2 separate regions of the Homo sapiens genome follow, and region 1 is linked to region 2. Evidence: chromatin contacts called from ENCODE Hi-C or POLR2A ChIA-PET data. All regions are on one chromosome and are shown on one strand. Each heading gives the region's core, a stretch centred on a gene start or an enhancer-like site at or near the end of the contact. The rest is flanking DNA. Distances are from core to core; before and after follow the strand shown. Region 1 holds the start of TYMSOS (TYMS opposite strand RNA). Region 2 holds the start of SMCHD1 (structural maintenance of chromosomes flexible hinge domain containing 1).

Region 1 (5,910 bases), core at 1-2,500, 2.0 Mb before region 2:
CAATTCTTCTGCCTCAGCCTCCCAAGTAGCCACCACGCCCAGCTAATTTTTGTACTTTTAGTAGAGACGGGGGTTTCACCATGTTGTCCAGGCTGGTCTTGAACTCCTGACCTCAGGTGATCCACCCGCCTCGGCCCCCCAAAGTACTAGGATTACAGGCGTGAGCCACCGCGTCCAGCGCCCTGGCGGTTTTTAATCAAGTAGAAAAGCTGCATTATACCACTTGCTTCGGTTGCTTCAGTGAGAACGAAGAAATGGAAATGCAAATCCCTTATTAGTTGTAGGAAACAGATCTCAAACAGCAGTTTTGTTGACAAGACCGCAGGAAAACGTGGGAACTGTGCTGCTGGCTTAGAGAAGGCGCGGTCGACCAGACGGTTCCCAAAGGGCGCAGTCCTTCCCAGCCACCGCACCTGCATCCAGGTTCCCGGGTTTCCTAAGACTCTCAGCTGTGGCCCTGGGCTCCGTTCTGTGCCACACCCGTGGCTCCTGCGTTTCCCCCTGGCGCACGCTCTCTAGAGCGGGGGCCGCCGCGACCCCGCCGAGCAGGAAGAGGCGGAGCGCGGGACGGCCGCGGGAAAAGGCGCGCGGAAGGGGTCCTGCCACCGCGCCACTTGGCCTGCCTCCGTCCCGCCGCGCCACTTGGCCTGCCTCCGTCCCGCCGCGCCACTTCGCCTGCCTCCGTCCCCCGCCCGCCGCGCCATGCCTGTGGCCGGCTCGGAGCTGCCGCGCCGGCCCTTGCCCCCCGCCGCACAGGAGCGGGACGCCGAGCCGCGTCCGCCGCACGGGGAGCTGCAGTACCTGGGGCAGATCCAACACATCCTCCGCTGCGGCGTCAGGAAGGACGACCGCACGGGCACCGGCACCCTGTCGGTATTCGGCATGCAGGCGCGCTACAGCCTGAGAGGTGACGCCGCGGGCCCCTGCGGGACGGGTGGCGGGAAGGAGGGAGGCGCGGCTGGGGAGAGCGCTCGGGAGCTGCCGGGCGCTGCGGACCCCGTTTAGTCCTAACCTCAATCCTGCGAGGGAGGGGACGCATCGTCCTCCTCGCCTTACAGACGCCGAAACGGAGGGTCCCATTAGGGACGTGACTGGCGCGGGCAACACACACAGCAGCGACAGCCGGGAGGTAAGCCGCGTCCCAGCGGCTCCGCGGCCGGGCTCGCAGTCGCCCCAGTGATGCCGTGGCCCCCGAGGCGGGCGTCATCGGGCAGCGTTTGCCCAGTGCTGGAGGGTTAGGGAGAGCTGCCTGGGCTTGACCGCGCGCCGGTCTCAAAGTCCTGGCTTTGGCCCCTCCTCCGTTTTCCCCTGTGGACCATTCCGCTTCGCAGCGTTTTCAAAAACTGGAGCGAAAGTGATGTGGGCGGGGCAAAGGCGGCGGGAAGAGGAGAGCACTGAAGCTGGCGCGGGAACTTGGTTTCCTGGTGGCCTCCCATCCAATCCCCACGAACCAGCTTTCCTCTTAAACCTTGAAAAGAGAAATTCGGGAGTTCGAGTATAAGTTCTTAGTCGTCCTTTCCTCTTTCCTTTCCGACAGGAGCACCCCAGGCAAAAAATGTCTCGCGGGTCATTGGCGCCAGGCTTTCAGGGGACAGTGGGGCGGGGCGGGGTGGGCACAGGACGTTAGGCAGCCGTTGGCCCTCCCTAAGGCCACACCGTCCTGCCGTCCTGGATCCTGCGCCAGCTGCGCGGGGGAGGGGACTCGAAGGTGTGTGAGCCAGGGGCTGACCTTGACCGCTCAGATAAATGGAGCGCAGCCTTGACACAGGGGTGGAGGTGGTTTTGAATGGGGAAACCCATTCGTGGTGAAGCAGATTCACTGTAGCTAGCGGAAAAGCCCTCCGGCCCACGGACCCATCTAGAGACGAATACATAGCAGCTGCTGTGGCTGATTGGCGTGGGACAGCGTGGGGAGTTTTGTCTGAGGAGAGGGATCCACTTTTCTGCAGCTCCAAGCCCAGGGGCCTTTGATGAGCCATAGACCTCATTTTTAACCCACCTTTCTGCTTAGACATTGAGCAAGTTACTTCTCATATAGCTTCCCTATATGTTAAAAATGGAGAAAATAATGCTTAGTAGGCAATTCTGATAAAAGCAGGTGCTTGCAAAAATCTCTCTGTTGTCTGAATATAAACTGTACCACAAGCGAGTGCGGATGAACGAGGACTGCATTTAAAGATAAGTTTTTACACTTTCATTTCTCTGTGGCTCGACACTTCTGATGCCTCCCTTTTTGTTCCTGGGACACATGCTTGGTGTTGTCTTCACACCTTTGTGACAGGATTAGCACTAGTGGGCAGTGGATGATAGCTCCTCCCTTTTGCCACATGTTCATCCCTGCCCTCGCCACCATCTCACTGTGTGGAATTCCTGTGTCCACTGGTCACCGGGGCACAGAAGTGCTGTCTCAGCCTGAATCGGGCCACTGATGGGACTTGCAGCCTGGGAGCTCCACCGTGATCTCTGGCCCACTTTGCGGGAGTCTAGGCTTTCTGGATGCTCCAGGGCCTCACGTCCCAGGGCAGTTTTCTTCCCTGAAGAAAGTTGGATGGCATGATCTGTCTTCCCATCTTGAAACCGTATGGCAAATTGTTTTTCAGATGAATTCCCTCTGCTGACAACCAAACGTGTGTTCTGGAAGGGTGTTTTGGAGGAGTTGCTGTGGTTTATCAAGGTAAAGAAGTCGCTGCTATTAGAAGTCAGTAGTCTGTTCTCAACACAGCAGCCAGTGAGATCCTTTCAAAACTCAAAGCAGCCAGGTGTGGTGGCTCACGCCTGTAATCCCACCACTTTGGGAGGCTGAGTCAGATCACCTGAGGTTAGGAATTTGAGACCAGCCTGGCCAACATGGCGACACCCCAGTCTCTACTAATAACACAAAAAATTAGCCAGGTGTGCTGGTGCATGTCTGTAATCCTAGCTACTCAGGAGGCTGAGGCATGAGAATTGCTCACGAGGCGGAGGTTGTAGTGAGCTGAGATCGTGGCACTGTACTCCAGCCTGGGCGACAGAGGGAGAACCCATGTCAAAAACAAAAAAAGACACCACCAAAGGTCAAAGCATATCATTCCTCACCCTCAAGCCCTTAGTGGCTCCATTTCACTCAGTAAGAGCCACGGTCCTTATGGTGTCCGTTTTTCAGCTCTGACCTTAGCTGCTGCTCTCTGCACCAGCCCTGCTGTTCTTGTGAGTTTTTGAGCACACCGGGACATCCCCACTCCCTGGAACCTTCTTCCCCCACACTTGGCTTCTTCCTTTGAGTCTCTACTCCACTCGGGCAAGCCTTCCTAGACCTCCTGATTTAAAACTGTGACTCTCCCCCAACCTCCTTGGTGTTTCTCCATAGACGAACATCACCATCTGATGTATGTCAGCCTTTCCCTTCCCCTGTTAGAAGGGGGACAGCAGGTAGTAAAAGTGAAATGTGCTGTAAGCTTTATGAGGGCAGAGGATTTGTTTCTCGTGTTCACTGTTGTATCGCCAGGGCCTCAAACACAGCCTGCCACATAGTAGGAGTCAACATATATTGATCACTAAATGTAGATACCACCTGTGTTCCCATGTTCATATAAATTCTAGAAGAGTCTCTTCAGTAACAAGGTGAACCCCTTCCAGAGGGCTGAGTAGGTACCTCAGGCCGGGGCCAGAGTGCTGTGAAGACAGGCAGCAGCCCAGACCAAGCTTCTCTGTGTTCCGTGTCCTGGTCTAGAACCAGCGATGTTCTTTCTGACCAGTGCTTTTTGGAAGGTGGCTGAGGTCTGGGCTCAGGTCTGGGCCATACTAGAAGCTGGGATCCCTTCTATAGAGCACTTGGTATGGCTTGTATGGTCTTGGGGCAAGCCAGACCCAAGCCCTCTTATCCCATTTTAGAAAGGGCTTCAATTTGGATCCAGCCCCAGGTCTGCCTTAGCTCTGTATTCTTGGGGTATTTTGTTCTGTATTGGCCTATCTTGACTAACAATGAACCTTGGATTTGAAACATATCATCAGAAACCTCAGAAGACAACATTCTTAAACTGGCTAGAGCCTGGTCTGAATGGATGAAAAGGAGAGACTTTTGAAGCAATATGTAAAAGATTGAGAAATGATTTGTTGGAAATTTCTCAATTGGAGAAATTTCTTTGATTTGTTGGAAATTTCTTTGATTCTTTCTCAATCAAAGAAAATCGGGACAAACTCAACAATAGAAAGGGAGGAAGCAAGATACTCAGAAATAAAATGCATTCCCCTGTTTCAACTTAATGCTTCAATTCAGGATTCTAAGGAATCCTTGCCAGGAATGTCAGACTCACCTTGATAGTTGGAGTTACTCCATTGGTGACTCGATCAAATACAGGAGTTGAGGCACCTGCACTGTAAAATACTGATTAGTCTGATCATTAGGAATATCCTGTATGCCAGGTAGAAGATACATTGAACAGATTGCATGTAGGCATTAAATTCATTTTGGGGTATTACATATAGACAACACATTTCATTAAGAAACATAAAACTGTCAGATCGGTGGAATACTTAAAAGCACTTGGAGGTGTTTAGCCTAAAAAGCTTAGTTGAGGGGAATGGAAGAAAAGATCTGGGAGGGTGGTTCCAAAGAAGGGATCAGACTGTCCTAAAGCCCTCAGGAATCTGGGCTGGGACCAGCCTACTTAAAGATAGGATGGGCAGCTGGGTGTGGTGGCTCACGCCTGTAATCCCAGCACTTCGGGAGGCCGAAGTGGGCGGATCACCTGAGGTCAGGAGTTCGAGGCCAGCCTGACCAACATGGAGAAACACTGTCTCTACTAAAAATACAAAATTAGCTGGGTGTAGTGGCGCATGCCTGTAATCCCAGCTACTCGGGAGGCTGAGGCAGGGGAATCGCTTGAACCTGGGAGGTGGAGGGTGCCGTGAGCCACGATCGCGCCATTGCACTCCAGCCTGGGCAACAAGAGCGAAACTCTCAAAAAACAAAAAAAAGGATGGGTTCCATATGGGTGGTGTCAAGTGCCCACCTCCTAGCAAGTCAGCAGGGGCCAGAGGCCCTTGTAAGTGGTGTCTCGGGGGGATCAACTGAGATGGCTTAGGATTTACCTGGATGCCTGCTCTGCTCTCCCCATCTCTTCCAGGGATCCACAAATGCTAAAGAGCTGTCTTCCAAGGGAGTGAAAATCTGGGATGCCAATGGATCCCGAGACTTTTTGGACAGCCTGGGATTCTCCACCAGAGAAGAAGGGGACTTGGGCCCAGTTTATGGCTTCCAGTGGAGGCATTTTGGGGCAGAATACAGAGATATGGAATCAGGTGAGGAGATAGAACAATGCCTTCCATTTCCCGGGTGCCCTTCCTAGCATGTGTTTGCTCCGTTGTTTTAGATAAGGTCTGGGGGATGAGTCAATGTCACAGGAGCTGATGTATAGCTTTGACCTTGTGAGGGGTGGTGCCAGGTTAAGCCACAATTAAGCCTCATGAAGGCCGTTTCACACTCTTTTTTTTTTTTTTTTTTAATTATTATACTTTAAGTTTTAGGGTACATGTGCACAATGTGCAGGTTAGTTACATATGTATACATGTGCCATGCTGGTGCGCTGCACCCACTAACTCATGATCTAGCATCAGGTATATCTCCCAATGCTATCCCTCCCCCCTCCTCCCACCCCACAACAGTCCCCAGAGTGTGATGTTCCCCTTCCTGTGTCCATATGTTCTCGTTGTTCAATTCCCACCTATGAGTGAGAATATGCAGTGTTTGGTTTTTTGTTCTTGCGATAGTTTACTGAGAATGATGATTTCCAATTTCATCCACGTCCCTACAAAGGACATGAACTCATCATTTTTTATGGCTGCATAGTATTCCATGGTGTATATGTGCCACATTTTCTTAATCCAGTCTATCATTGTTGGACATTTGGGTTGGTTCCAAGTCTTTGCTAT
Region 2 (6,206 bases), core at 924-3,423:
TGTAGTTTTACTGGAGGCCATTTTTAATTGCAGACATGAAGAGCTATTGTTCACCATCTCGTTCACCATCTCTGAGCTGCACCTGGTCTGGGTCTGTGGCATCTCAAATCCTGCCTGACTCAAACTTGAGCTACATGCAAGGAAGAAGGGAATGGGGAACTTCTTCAGGGGCCACTAAGTTTTGGGGAAGTTCGTTATGTAGCAATAAATAACTGATACAAGGCCACTTAAATATTTTACTCTGTAGTAAGATAGCTAATTAACAAAAACTAAGAGTCAATTGAAGAGAACTCATTAAGGAAGTGGGTCATTTCAAACGCTTTTATTTACTTGTGATGACAATTAAATAAAGAACAAACTCGTCATCTTTCTTTGATGAAAAAATTGTTTGATATTCTGAGAACAAAAGTGATGCCATACTGCCATTAAGAAACTGATTCAGACTCGATCTCTCAACAAGGTAAGACATCAATGTTCCCATCAAGAGCTGCCCATAATACTGCAGTACACTTCTCTGGCACCATTAAAAAAAAAATCTCTTAGAGATGATCCTGAAATCTCTTCTAAAGACATGAAAGAGGTGTGCTTGTATAATCTGGTATTACAAAGAAATGAGAAATTGCCCTGATGACGAATCTCCAGCTCTAATCTCAATTTGCTGAAGTAGAGAGGCAATTCATCTTACCCATTAACTAAGAATTAGAAAAACAATTTGTGTTTTTCTTTGAGTCATTTAACTCAAATACCACTATATAAAGGAATAGAATGAGACATTCGCATGAATTTGAAAGGTAAATAAAACATCAGACTTCAAAGAAATTCCATTAGAATCGGGGGTTACTTTTTTGTTTTCTTTTCCTCCACCTCCACCTTAAGGAACATGAACGGCATTTGGCCACAGTTTATGTCTTTCCAATTTTATCTTCCACCATCTACCGCTCAGTTCTCCTCACTTCCAGCCAAACAATGTATGTTCCCCAAACACGCCTTCACAATTTCGTTCTAGTTGGTGTCTACCTCTAGTATATGTGTAGTCAATTTATACACACATTCCCCACGATCTTGAAACGTCTTGACATCCACAAGCAAATCTAGGTTTCTAACATAACACTAACTTTGTAAGTCTGTCCATATAAGGTTTTAGCAAACCTAGTAAAACAGAAAACGCACTATTATCCAGGCTTATATTCTGAGATTTGAAAAACCCCTCTATCTGCTACCTTTGGGTTTCTGAATTTACATACCACTCTCAAGTATACAGTATTCACGATTTCTAAGAACTGGAGAGTAAACCTAGTCCTCTAACAATGGCATTTTATTTGTTGAGTTAGGGCACTACCTGCCCACGATGAGGATAGTTAATGAAACGCTGCCCGGTAACGACGATTAAAGGCTTTGATTGAAAACGTATTAGGCCTTAAGAATTTTGCGAACATCTAATTTAACCCTAGTAACTGTGGCGTGGGTTCTTTCAGAATTTACACGCACGTGGGAGACCGCGAAGCGCAGGCAGCGTTAAAACTAGGGCGCTGGAGTCACCCCCGTACCCCGAATGCCGTCGGCGCTCCAGGGCCCCCAGAGGGTGCGGGGGGCGGGGACGCTGTGACGTCACAGAGCGCCCTTCTGACGTTCTCACGGACCCGCTTTGCCTCGGGGGCCCACGCTGGAGCCCACCCAGTACTACTAAGAAATGAGGAGGAAAAAGGGGCGCCGGCTCTCGTAGCGCCTATTTTCTCGGCAGAGGGACCCACGTGCTCGCTTTGGTGGACTCTGCGCCCGGCGAGTACCGCCGGCCTGAAGCTTCCCGCCGCCGCGTCCACGCGACCCAGCCAGAGAGGGCTCAGTCAGCCGGCGCGGCACCTACAAGCTCAGTCGGGATCCTGGAGAGGCGGGAAGGCAGCGGGGCCCTTTCCACAGAGAGAACACAGCTCTTCGGGAGATTCCCCCGCTGCCCCCGAGCCCTGCTCTCCCGCCTCGGCCTCTGAGGACTACCCGCAGGGCGCAGGCAGCCGCGAAAGACTCAGCCTCCTTCCAACTTCGCGAGGGCCGAGGGGGCGGGCCCCGGGCGCGCGCGCGGCGAAGCCCCGCCCCTGCCCGCGCGGCCTGCTGGATTCGCCCCGCCCCTCGCTGTCGCCCGCCGCCCGCCACCCGCCACCGCTCTTCCTCCTGCGCCACAGTCCCGGCGGCGGCGCTGGTCGCGGGTCGCACCGTGAGGCTCGCGTGGGCGGCGATAGGCGCTGGGCCCGGGCCCGGTGAGGAGCGCGCCGCGCGTCCCCTTCTCCTCAGGAGTGGCGGGCCGCGGAAGTGACGTGGTGCACGGGCAGGAGCGCGTTTGAATCGGTTCCCGGGTGATCCTCGCGCCTGCCGCTGCTCGGCCGCCGCCGCTGACGAGGAGCTGCAGCGCGCCGGGCCGAGGCCTCGAGCCGCCCCGGGAGCTGGAGCTGAAGGCGCCGCGCGGAGCGCGCACCTCAGCCCTGAGCCCGGCGGCGGCAGGCGTCGCTGTCTTTTCTCCTTTTCCCCAATATGGCAGCGGCGGACGGCGGCGGGCCTGGTGGGGCCTCTGTGGGGACTGAGGAGGATGGCGGAGGCGTCGGCCACAGGACGGTGTACTTGTTTGATCGGCGCGAAAAGGAGTCCGAGCTCGGGGACCGGCCTCTGCAGGTCGGGGAGCGCTCGGACTACGCGGGATTTCGCGCGTGTGTGTGTCAGGTACGCGAAGGGGCGAGGAAGGGATGCGCGTGTAGACTTGGGGGCGGGAGGGTGATGAGAAACTCAACTTGCTCACTGAGGGCAATAAACCTGTCACCCGGTCCCGGTCCTGCGGCCTTGGCTTCCCTCTCCCGTGTGCCCGCCATGTCCGTGACCTGGTGGCCGGACGCCTCGGGCGGGCCCTGGCCCGGGCCTCGAAGTGCAGGGCCGGCTCCCCCGTGGCCCTCCCTCTGCCTCCGCTCCTTTTACGGGAGGCCTTGCCGGCCCGGGTGGAGAGCTCAGCGTTTGTTGGCCCTGGGCGAGCTTAGCCCGGTTGCGGCCCTGCAGTCTAGGGAAAGCCGTTGGTGGTGTCTGTTTTTACTTTGTAACTTTTTTAAAACGAGAGAAGGGAGTTAACGCCCAGGGGCTCTGTTGTGAGTGTTGCGACGGTGGGAAGTTGTGAAATGCCCGGAGTCATCTCCCCCAAGTTCATTAGATGATGCGGGGTGTCCCCGGGTTGCCCTGTCGAGGTTGCAGGTCCTTCTGGGGCGGGGCGGCGGGGGGGATCCTTCCGCACGGAGACACTTGTCCAGGTCAGCTCTGCAGGTAGAGCTGGCCTTCTGCCTGTCTGAGCCCTAACCCTTGGGAATTTCCAAACCAAGTCAAAGGTTGGTATGGGTGGCTGTGGAGCACCAGAAAACGTACCTACCCCGTGTATTGGTTCGCTTTGAAAATGAACGTGGAGGGAAATCCGCTTTAAACTGTGATGTACTTTATAGATATGAGGTGGTGGCATTGCCTGAGCTTTGAAGAAGGAATATTGTCATGCTCTGAATTAACCATATGAGGTCCCTTTTTAAGCTGTTAAGAACACTTAGCGTCCAAGGGAAAAAAAGAACTTTGAAGCCGTGTTTTGTCGTGAGGCTGATAGGTTTAGAAATGTTCTAGACCATATAACTGTATGGTTGCTGAAATAATTGAAATCGTGATCCGTAGAATGAAAACGATTGGAGAAGTAAGGACTTTCTTTTGTTCACAGCTGTAGTCCCAGCGTCTAGAACTGTGCCTGCGACATTGTAAATGCCCAGATTAGAATGGATAAATGAATGAAGACAAAAACCTATCCCCTCAAGTTAATTCTGTGCCTGAACGTAGTAGATTCCCGTTGTGTTTGAAAAGTGAATGAATGCTCATCTTTTTTGTTGAATGCTTTCTATTCAGAACCATTCTACAAAAGGGAAACTTTTTACGTTTATTGTGTTTATAGTAAAAATATCAGTACATTAAAGAAAATATGGAACCAGAGGGGGGAAACAAGTAAATCTTTTACTCGCTGTAAAACTACTATATGACTACTCTTAGCACCTGAGGTTATGTCTTTTCAGCCTTCCTCCTCCTTCCCACTCCATTTTTTAAATTACTAAAATATGTGTTTTATATTCTATTAATTTTTTCACTTAATAGTGTCAGAAGTTTCTTTAAACGTAGGTCTTCAAATCAAAATTTGAAATGGTCCATTTGCTACCACTATTTACATAACCGAATCTCTCCTTTCTGTTGACATTTACATTACTTTTAATTTTTTTGATTTTAAGTAATGCTGTAATAAACATTTTCCCAGGCCCAAATATTCCCGGGCTCAGGTGATCCTCCCACCTCAGCCTCCCAAGTAGCCAGGACTACAGGTGAGCGCCACCATGCCCAGCTATGTTTTTTTTTTTTCGTATTTTTCGTACATACGGGGGTTTGGCTGTGTTGCCCAGGCTAGTCTCGAGCTCCTGGGCTCAAGAGATCCACCCGCCTCCCAAAGTGCTGGGATTACTGGCGTGAGCCACTGCACCCAGTGGAAAAACATCTTTGAATACATAGCCGTTTATGTCTTTTATTATTGTTTGCTTAGTTTGAAATCTTAGAACTGGATCAAAGATGAGATACATCTTTAAAGCTCTTGTTTCGTATTTTAAAATTGCTTTTTGAAAATGTTTTGCTACTTTACCCTTCCTCTAGAAATGCACTATTTCCCTCTCGTGAGATGTCTCAGTAACTCTTAGATAAATAGAGGAAGTATTATTGGCCTTTTATTACAGAAGTATAAACACAGTCGTGGAAATGGTGACTCATTACTCAGATAGTAAAGCTCAAGTTAGTATTCAAACCCAGAACCTCTGTTCATTCTGTTATACTACTCAAATGGCATTCTTTGCTGTAGGGAACAGATGTATTTATTCCTTCCTTCAATATTTCAACTGGAAAACCAAGGAAAATATTTCTTTTAACTAATTCTGTTCCTCCTTCCTCCCACTTTATCCTGCTAGAAAACGTTTTAAATTTAGTTAGAAATGAGAGGGACCAACTAGTAAGAAAAAAGAAGGCTGAGAAGGCTAACTTTTTTGTTGTTAGACTTCTTTTAAGCATTATTAGATTGTGCCTCGGATCCCATAACTTTGTCTCCATTACGTACTCGAAGAACTGAATTAAGTCAGTGAATTAATAATCTGAGATTACATGGTCAACAAGCAGTGAAACTGGGATTGGAATTTAGGTCAATTTGATTCCAAAGCTTATGTATACATATACATATATATGTGTGTGTGTATATATATGTATATGTATATATACATATATATACACACATACACACATATATACACATATATACGTGTATACGCATATATACATATATACACATATATACACATATATATACACACACATATATATATTTTTTACACTACTCCACACTATTTATTAGAACCATCACTTTTGTCCTTAGGGGAAGAGACAAAATAATATACTAAAGTTTTTGTTAAAATGTAAATTAAACCAATAAATGTTTGTAGTGTCAGGCAGTATTATGGGTGATCCTAAACTGTTACTTATTTATTTATTTTTTTTGAGACGGAGTCTCGCTCTGTTGCCCGGGCTGGAGTGCAGTGGTGCCATCTTGGCTTACTGCAACCTCTGCCACCCAGGTTCAAGTGATTCTCCTGCCTCGGCCTCTTGAGTAGCTGGGATTACAGGTGCCTGCCACCACGCCTGGCTAATTTTAATACTTTTAGTAGAGATGGGGTTTTGCCATGTTGGCCAGGCTGATCTTGAACTCCTGACCTCAGGTGGTCCACCTGCCTTGGCCTCCCAAAGTGCTGGGAATACAGGCATGAGCCACCACGCCCAGCTCTAAATTGTTATTTGAATAAAGTTCACCTCATGGAAAAGGAGAGGGAAGAAATGGAAAGGACAAATCTGCAAGAAGCCCTTAGACCTCTGATAAGCAGCTGTTGACTCACCTGAGCCCTTGTGGCCTTGCAGAATCAACGATTAGAAGATGACTCATTTGGTTAGTTCTAAAATATGCCCAGATGTTAAGTCCCATGTGTGCATATCCCCCCACCACCAATTTGAAGAAATTGTCTACATTTTCCTTTGTGTGGCTCCAATGTTTTTTGTTGTGCGGCTATTCTAGGTGTTTTGTATTTTAATATAAGATGTGCTCATCAATTTCTACAATAAACTTGAGA

Evidence for each region. Hi-C counts contacts between places; a loop is a spot of excess contacts on that map. ChIA-PET counts read pairs that join two places held with the same protein, here RNA polymerase II (POLR2A). Pooled maps may share reads with other maps.
Region 1: a loop to region 2 is called in a map with no recorded cell type, with 5 times the contacts of the local background. The contact joins the promoter of TYMSOS here to the promoter of SMCHD1 in region 2. A Hi-C loop is called at or near these places in 3 of 37 single-sample maps with no recorded cell type and 5 of 50 pooled maps. POLR2A ChIA-PET finds 5 or more read pairs at or near these places in 1 of 52 experiments (MCF 10A).

The regions. Positions count from the first base shown.
Region 1 is chr18:657,041-662,950 of GRCh38, forward strand. It overlaps TYMSOS (TYMS opposite strand RNA), which reads right to left and starts at 1,251. Exons shown (of 2, transcript NR_171001.1): 1 at 802-1,251. TYMS (thymidylate synthetase) reads left to right here and starts at 613. Exons shown (of 7, transcript NM_001071.4): 1 at 613-907; 2 at 2,601-2,674; 3 at 5,106-5,280. The coding sequence starts at 703. RefSeq lists enhancers at 337-838, 839-1,338, 1,206-1,325 and silencers at 576-755, 926-975.
Region 2 is chr18:2,653,553-2,659,758 of GRCh38, forward strand. It overlaps SMCHD1 (structural maintenance of chromosomes flexible hinge domain containing 1), which reads left to right and starts at 2,174. Exons shown (of 48, transcript NM_015295.3): 1 at 2,174-2,709. The coding sequence starts at 2,524. It also overlaps the pseudogene CBX3P2. RefSeq lists an enhancer at 353-982 and silencers at 2,017-2,466, 2,697-2,876, 5,818-6,112.